2 separate regions of the Mus musculus genome follow, and region 1 is linked to region 2. Evidence: chromatin contacts called from ENCODE POLR2A ChIA-PET data. All regions are on one chromosome and are shown on one strand. The core of a region is the stretch at or near the end of the contact, and the rest is flanking DNA. Distances in the headings are between cores, read along the strand shown. Region 1 holds the start of Vasn (vasorin). Region 2 holds the start of Tfap4 (transcription factor AP4).

The links. ChIA-PET counts read pairs that join two places held with the same protein, here RNA polymerase II (POLR2A).
Region 1: POLR2A ChIA-PET joins it to region 2 with 35 read pairs in Patski. The contact joins the promoter of Vasn here to the promoter of Tfap4 in region 2. POLR2A ChIA-PET finds 5 or more read pairs at or near these places in 3 of 5 experiments (Patski and embryonic stem cell).

Annotation. Positions count from the first base shown.
Region 1 is chr16:4,637,391-4,641,293 of GRCm38, forward strand. It overlaps Vasn (vasorin), which reads left to right and starts at 2,555. Exons shown (of 2, transcript NM_139307.3): 1 at 2,555-2,758. The region is part of intron 9 of Coro7 (coronin 7); the gene reads right to left.
Region 2 is chr16:4,557,989-4,561,695 of GRCm38, forward strand. Tfap4 (transcription factor AP4) reads right to left here and starts at 1,732. Exons shown (of 7, transcript NM_031182.2): 1 at 1,440-1,732. The coding sequence starts at 1,528.

The sequences.
Region 1 (3,903 bases), core at 1,305-3,804, 80 kb after region 2:
TGCCCAGGAGAGAGCATGAGAAGAACCCCGAGAATTCCACGGGAGCACGGGCAGTTCACCAACTCTCTGAAACACCTCCTGAAGAAGCCTGTTTAGGCCTCCCCTCATGCCACCCCCTCAGAGCCTGCCCACTGACTCAGGTGTTGGGTGGCAGGAGCAGGAAGTCAGAGAGGGCAGGGCTGGCTCCTCTGACAGGTCAGGCCAGTCCTCCTTGCCTCAGGTAGAGCCATCTGGACATCTCTGCTAGGCAGGAGCATCCAGCTGCCCACTGCCTAGGATGGGCAGGGAAATGGGGTCACAGCATCCAGCACTAACAGCCAACACCTGGCACAGGCCTGCCTCTAGGCCTTGTGAAGAGAGCCAAGCTGTGTTTGGGTCAGGATGCAGAACACACTTTGACTTGACAGAAGGCCAGACGGGAAGGGATACTGTGCCCATACCTGTGCTGCTGCTATGGTCACTATGGTCACCGCCTTGAAGGGTTTCACTGACATCTGTCCAGAGTCTACCCCAGATCCAAAGTCGGGGAAAGGCAAAGGCCTGGAGCTATTCCTAACTAGAAGACTAAGGATGTTGCCACCTACTAGATGGTAAGAAGTGACTACAGTCTGACAATGTCATGAGCCTGCCAAGTGCCCTGTGATGATACTGTGAAAGAACAGGGGGGCTGGTGAGATGGCTCAGTGGGTAAGAGCACCCGACTGCTCTTCCGAAGGTCCAGAGTTCAAATCCCAGCAACCACATGGTGGCTCACAACCATCCCGTAACGATATCTGATGCCCTCTTCTGGAGTGTCTGAAGACAGCTACAGTGTACTCACATATAATAAATAAATAAATCTTAAAAAAAAAAAGAAAGAAAGAAAGAACAGGGATAGTGTTGCTGGGGGACAGCAGCTCTTGAACATCTCCGCTATCCCCTCCATTCATGCCATATATCCCATAGATCTGTCACTGCCATCCAGGCTGGGCCAAAAGCATCCCACACTCTCTTCCCTTGTGGGGACCTGGGTGGTACCTGGAGAGCAATGAGAGACTGGACAAGATGGGATATACTGGAAGCTGTGAGTTCTAGGAGGATGGGGCCTCAGAGGCCTCATGGTTCATGGGAAGTGGCTTGGGACAGTCTGACTGGAAGTCACAGAGCACTTGTGTATTCCCTCTGTTTTGCTGGTACTGGATATTGATCTAGGGCCTTATTTATCTCAAGTGCTCTACCACTGAGTTAAACCTTCAGAGTTTTATTTTGAAAAAGGTCTTAAGGAGTTATTCAGGCTGACCTTGAATTTGTGATCCTCCTGCCTCAGTCTTCAGAGCAGCTGGGATGACAGACCTGACTTACAACACTCGGGGCTTGAGGAGCCTGCCATCCAGAAGATTGGTGAATCTGGGGACAGTTGCCACCCAGCCTTCAAAGACGTCCTGTTTAAGACAAGCTCGGAAAACTAATTGTCATGTGAAATCACCCAAATTTTCAATTCTGGAAATGACATCCAACTTTCAAACCTGCCACACAGGCCAAATGAAACACCTGGGGTCAGTCCTGCCCCCAATTGTGGGGGTGTGGATGCCCTGCCTTTACAACACAAGTACCAGCTGAGGCCAGATAAGCCTCCAGATAGTGTGACCCAGACAAGGCCTTCAATACAGACCCGGCGGGAAAGGGATATGATGGTGAAATCCAGGAGCTGAGTTGGGTCCCCAAAGGCCCTGAGGCCTGACTCTAACCACAAACCATGGGGGTGGGGTGGGGTGGAGAGGATGACCATTTTCCTGGAATCCTACAAGGCAGGGGATTTTTTCTGAACCAGCCCCTGGCACAGCACCCTCCTGCTTAATCAAGGGCTGCTGTCAACAAACACCTAGGTCCCTCCTACTGCTGATGACGTCCCCAATCCTGCCTCCCATCCCAGGCATATTCTAGTCTTGAAGCTTTCAGTAACTGAGGGGCTTGAGCTGACATATGCTCCTAGGTCCCAGTCTCTCATTTAGAGCTGGGGAAGGTGACCAGGGATGCTGTCATGGCTACAAAGATCTCAAGTCCAGCATTAAGAGATTTTATATAAGAGGCTCTTGGAACCACTTCATGTGGCCTTTCTAGCTTTTGAAATTGGAATTAGCTAACAACAAAAACACATTGTGAGATTACGCCTAAAAAATCTAGATTTGTATGAAAAATCCTCAGTTTTGGCAGACTGGGTTGGTCATGGGGACTCAGCCATCATCCCTGCTGGCCCCTACAATCTACCTCTGCTTCTCCAGCTCTTTACTGACCCTAATGTCCACTTCTTGAATTTGTGTCACCAGATATTTTTCAGTTAAAAAGCAGGAGCCTGTCCAAATGTCACACAGCAAAAGATAGACTTAAGCCAGCCTAATAAAATCACTCCTCACTGGGATCTGGAGGTATATCTAGGTGCAGACTAGGCCTGCTTAGTGCAATGACCCATTCAGAGGAGGTGGGTGTGTATAGGCTTGGTCAAACCCCGCCTCAGCCAATTGGAGGAAGCCCCGCCCTCGGTACAGACGGTCCCACCCACTCCTACATCTTAAGCAGAGACCAGCCTCTTACGAGTCAACTTCGAGTCTGGAGCCGGAGCCAGAGACCGGGGCTGGGAAACCCCAGCCCGGGACGGGACGCAGCAGCCTCTGGATCCCGGGACCCCGGACCTCTCAGGACCGGCCAGAGGTGAAGGACTGAGGCCCCACTGAGGCCTTGGACCGCACCGCCTGGCTCCTTCAGCCGCAGTCGTCTCCTGGTGAGTGTCTAGGGGCGAGGGTGGGGGCGACAGGCGGAGCTGATCACACTGGAACAGCACACTAGCACATTCTCCAGTGGGACTGCGACTGCCGGAGCGAGGGGCTTATCCCCGCCTCGGGCGGTTACCTGGGCGGGAACGTCCAGTTGCACCCCCCTTCCTGAGTGGGTTCAGGGGCCTCCGTTGACCCTCGGGAGAGCCAGGGCGTGCGTTTGTACATGGCTAACCTACCCGTGAGGCTCTGAGTAGACAAAATAAACACCCCCTCCCTTGCTTCCTCCTCCCACGACTGGGCCCTCTGGCGTGACCAGTTTTATGAATCAACCCTCTTTTAGGGGATGGCCCAGCCGTAGTCTGGTTACTTTTCCCTCACGGGGGTCAGACAGTCTGGTGCCCTTGTGCAGAATGGTTGCTTGGGATCCTCTGGGCCTTGTCACACATGGCAGAAGCCACGAATACACAGGCAAGCCTGGAGAGGACCGGGAATGGGGAGATTGATAGGTGTACCCCCAGGTGAGGGATGAACTTTGGCTAACCATAATCTTTAGTGCTCCAGTATCAGCGCATCTCATCTCTACCAGTAATGGGCTTTGCTTGGGCTGCAGACCCAATGGCCTATAGCCAGTCTAGTCCTTTGTGTTCCCCAGCTTGCAGCTCTGGGGCCAGAGGACTGCTTAGGTTCCTTGTGGTCACAGGCAGGCCAGCTGATTGGTGCCAACCACACTACCTCACCCCCATTCGTTAACGATTACCACACCAGGGTCATTGACTGCTTCTATTGGATCCCAGAAGCAGCCTCTGCAGTAGAAGAAACCCAAGGCTCAGGAGTTCCCTTGCTTGTTTTTTGCATTAATAGTAGGTGATGCTCCAGGAAGAGGCACCAAGAGAGCCTTCTTCCCTATCTGGGTCAAGAGTTCCTAGGGGAGAGGGTCTGGCTAAAAGGTAAAAGGTCCCTTCCCCCTAGGCTGCTGGGAAAGCAGAGATGTGGGTGGGCTGGAGCCTTGTGAGGGGCTACATTGGTATGGGCAGTGAAGGCCAGTATGGACCCAGCTGTTAGCATGAGCTGGAGCAGGCAGGTGGGGGATGGGAGGGTAGTCCCTAGAGTTTACTGTCCTCTCCCAGGGGAATCAGCCCCCGGGGAACTT
Region 2 (3,707 bases), core at 482-2,981:
TATACCTATGCAGCAACCTGCCCCACAGGCGTTGCTGTCTACCAACCAGCCTATGCCACTCAGCGGGCTCCTCCTCCTCCAGCCCCAGCCCTGCCTGGCTGGGGTGTCGGAGCACGTGGCCCCAGCCCTGGGGAGCCATTACGCTCCTAGAGTAGCACGGCAGGCAGGAAAGAGATCGTCGGTTTCAAACTTAAGCGCGCTGGAGAAACCTCTCCTTGCGTGCACCACCACCATCCCCGCCCGGACCCAGCCGGCTTGTAGGGTTCAATGAGCAGATACCAGGGCCGGCAATAGAAATCTCAGACATGACGATTTAACAAGAGTTTAAGAGAGATTCGGCCACTGGTCAATCGCGATTTAGTAGCGAGTGGATCTGGGGCAACCTAGGTAGGATCAAGCTCACTAAGGGGTATCTCAAGAGAGACCTCCGACCACCCACCCGACCAGGAGATTCAACGCTTTGCATTTATGACTGAGGAACAGAAGTGGGACAGCAAAGTTTGCAGACCCATATGCAACAGGAAGTAGACTAGAGCCCTGAAGCAACCTAAGACGCACCCTCATCAAAAGGCCTCCCCACCTGGCCTGCTTAGCCCACCTAGTTGGTTACGGCCGAGCTTTGTGCAAGTAAAGCGTGGCCCCGAAGCGCCTACAAGTCCCACAATGCAGCACCGACCCGGCATAGAGAACTACAGCTCCCGTGAGGTCGTGCGCGCAGAGGCCCGCCTACTCCAAGAGGGCTGCAGAGTCACGTCCAGGCCTCGCTAGTAAACAGCACCCGAGCGCGGGCGGAGAACGTGCGACTAGTGACTGCCAACGTGTGGGGGACCGCAACTTCCCTGCTTGAAGCATGGCCACTAAAGGTCCACGTACGCCTCGCAACCTCGAGCGAGCACGCCCCCAACCCTGCTGCAGCCCTGTTCTCTGCAAACGTTCACACCACCCGGCTCCCCGCCCCCCCTCCCCGCAGCCTGGAACCGCGGCATGGCAGCATTGTAGCTGTCCTCTCGCACACTCCGGGCCCCCCCCAAAACGACCTCCTTAGAAGAGGGTTCCCAGAAAGCGCGAGTAAGCAAGGAAAAGGAAGGAAGCCAAAGCTGGCGGGGGGAGGAGGAAGCGCTGGGTGAAAGCCACCAGCAGCAAGCATGGCCGGGACTGCTGCAGCACCACGTGGGTCTGTTTGCAATTTACAAACGTCGCGACTCGCCCGCCTGCAGCGGACAAAAGTGGACAGAACCTCTCGGGGTCCCCACGTTCCAAGGGAAGAGGGTCCCTAGGCAACGCAAGCAGGGTTCCAGAGACTGCAGCGGACCCAGTAGCTAAGAAAGGCGAGCGAGCTCGGAGGCGCGAGCCATGCGTGCGCACACGCGCACCCGCCCGGGCGGGCTGGCCGGGGGCTGCAATGGGAAGAAGGGGTTGGGGGGAGGAGCAGTACACACCTACAGAGCCCTCCTATCACTTCTTTCTCTGTTTTCCTGAAATGTTGCAAAGAGGGCACCTTCTGAGTGGGCACCATGAAATACTCCATAGCGATAGGCCCCCCTCCTGTGCACGAGCCAGGTCTCGCGGTCAGCCGGAGAATGCAAGATGGAAATCCGAATCAAAGGGCAGCGCCGGACGGAGGTGCAGAATCGGCCGGTCCCAGATGCTGGCGGCAGCAGCAGCAGCGGCGAGGGGAGGGAGGCGGGCGGGAGGGGCGGGCGGGAGGTCTCTCCAGCCTGCCTCCCCGGGCGTGTGTATGTGTGTGTGTGTGTGTGTGTGTGTGTGTGTGTGTGTTTGCAGCTGATCAGATGTCTGTTTCAAGGCGGGAAACAGCTGGTGAAAACTCAGCACTCCCCGGCCTCCTTCCGCGGAGTAAGGAATTGCATGTAAACAAAGGACTATTTGCAGCGCCCCCCCCAGGGCGACTGGATGCTGGGGCGAGAAGGGCGCAAGCTCCTTGGGACCGACTACTACATGGGTCTGCAGACTTAACCCTGGGATCAGGAATCAGGGGTCGACAGCTGGCTGTGGGGGGACACGATGTGAATGGAGTGAACAGCGGCCCAGCTACATGCGCCACTATGGGTGATGAGGTCCATCAGCTGACAGGTTGGCAAGCGTAGCTAAAAAGAAAAAAAAAAAAAAAAAAAAAAAAAAAAAGGCCAGCCCCACCGCACGGGATCCCAGTCTGTGCAGTCCAGGGTCCGGTGAGGACTGCCCAGTGCGGGGTCTTTGCGCACCGCTATCCTGGAGGACGCGCTGGGCGGGGCTGCAGCAGCAAAGGGAAGGCTCTTTTGGGTGTGTGCTTCAGGCTTTTGCATTTTCATAATTGCCACTGCACGGAGCGGAGCAGAGCCACTCTGGCGCGCTCCCTTTCGAGCCGACCCGGGCCCCCTGGAAACTTGCGTCATAGCCACTGTTTCCCACAAGTAACTTGGGGCTGACTCTGACCACCCGCCAGCCTCCTCCCTCCGTCTTTACCCAGGTGGCTGCCTGGCCCAAACTCTGACTGGTGCTAGGAAATTAGATTGCGAAGGGTACAGGCAGGTGCGCAAGGTACCTCGGATGTTTGGGGCTGCCATAGGAAGAGAGAGCAAGTGGGAAGGAAGGGAAGGGCGGAGGCAAGCCAGAACAGCAGCGGCCCTGAGGCAGGCTGCCAGCGCGGTCCGAATATCCATTAGAGGTCTGGTGGTGGCTGCCAGGTCCTGTCTTGCCTCTTTCACTACCTTACTTTCCGACTTCGCGCGCAGCGGGCTGCAGCTTCTCATTCATGGGGAAGGCGGGATAAAACTTGCTCCACCGCCAGAGGGCGCGCTCTACAATGGGGGGGGAGTGGTGGTCTGGGGCAAGGGAGGGGACGTTTTAGGGGTGAGCTTCCGTCCTCTGACACGCCCCCACCTTCCGGTCCCGGCCCTCCCCAGACTCCTGGAGGGCTTGGCCCCAGGCTCAGGAAGCCCACGCCTGCCTCGGAATGTCCTCGCTCCAGCTCAGCGCCTTTCCCAGACCCATTCGCTGCCTTCCAAGGTTCCACCCAAATCGAGCCTCTTAGTTGAAATACTTCTATTTATAACAATTGTTGGGTATTATTAGAAAACATTGTTCAATATTACCAACCTGATCTCTAACTGTAGATGCCAGATCAATTAGCATCTAATCCCAGGGACACGTAACTTGAAAAGCAGCACTTCCTAGCCGGCTGGGCTGTGCAGTTGCACACCTGTAATCCAGAATTCTAGCGCTTGGAGATCGAAGATACGATCGTGCCTCTAAAAAAGACAAAGAAGCAAGGCGGTGGTAGCGCATGCCTTTAATCCCAGCACTTGGGAGGCAGAGGCAGGTGGATTACTGAGTTCGAGGCCAGCCTGGTCTACAAAGTGAGTTCCAGGACAGCCAGGGCTATACAGAGAAACCCTGTCTCGGGGAAAAAAAAAAAAAAAAAAAAGACAAAGAAATGGGAGAAGAAAAAATCAGGAAGGCAGGTGAAATGGCTTTATAGGTAAAGATGTTGGCCTGCAAGCCTGATGACCTGGTTTTTATTCCCAGAATCCCCGTGGTATAAAGAGAGAACCAGCTTCCACAAATTCTCTCCTGACCTTGGCATGTGCACTTTAGCATACATACATACATACTTAGAAATTAATTTTTAAAAGTTTAAAGGAAGTAAAGAATATGAAAAAAGGCAATTTCACCCCACCTCCACCCCCAGACTGGGTTTCACTATATAG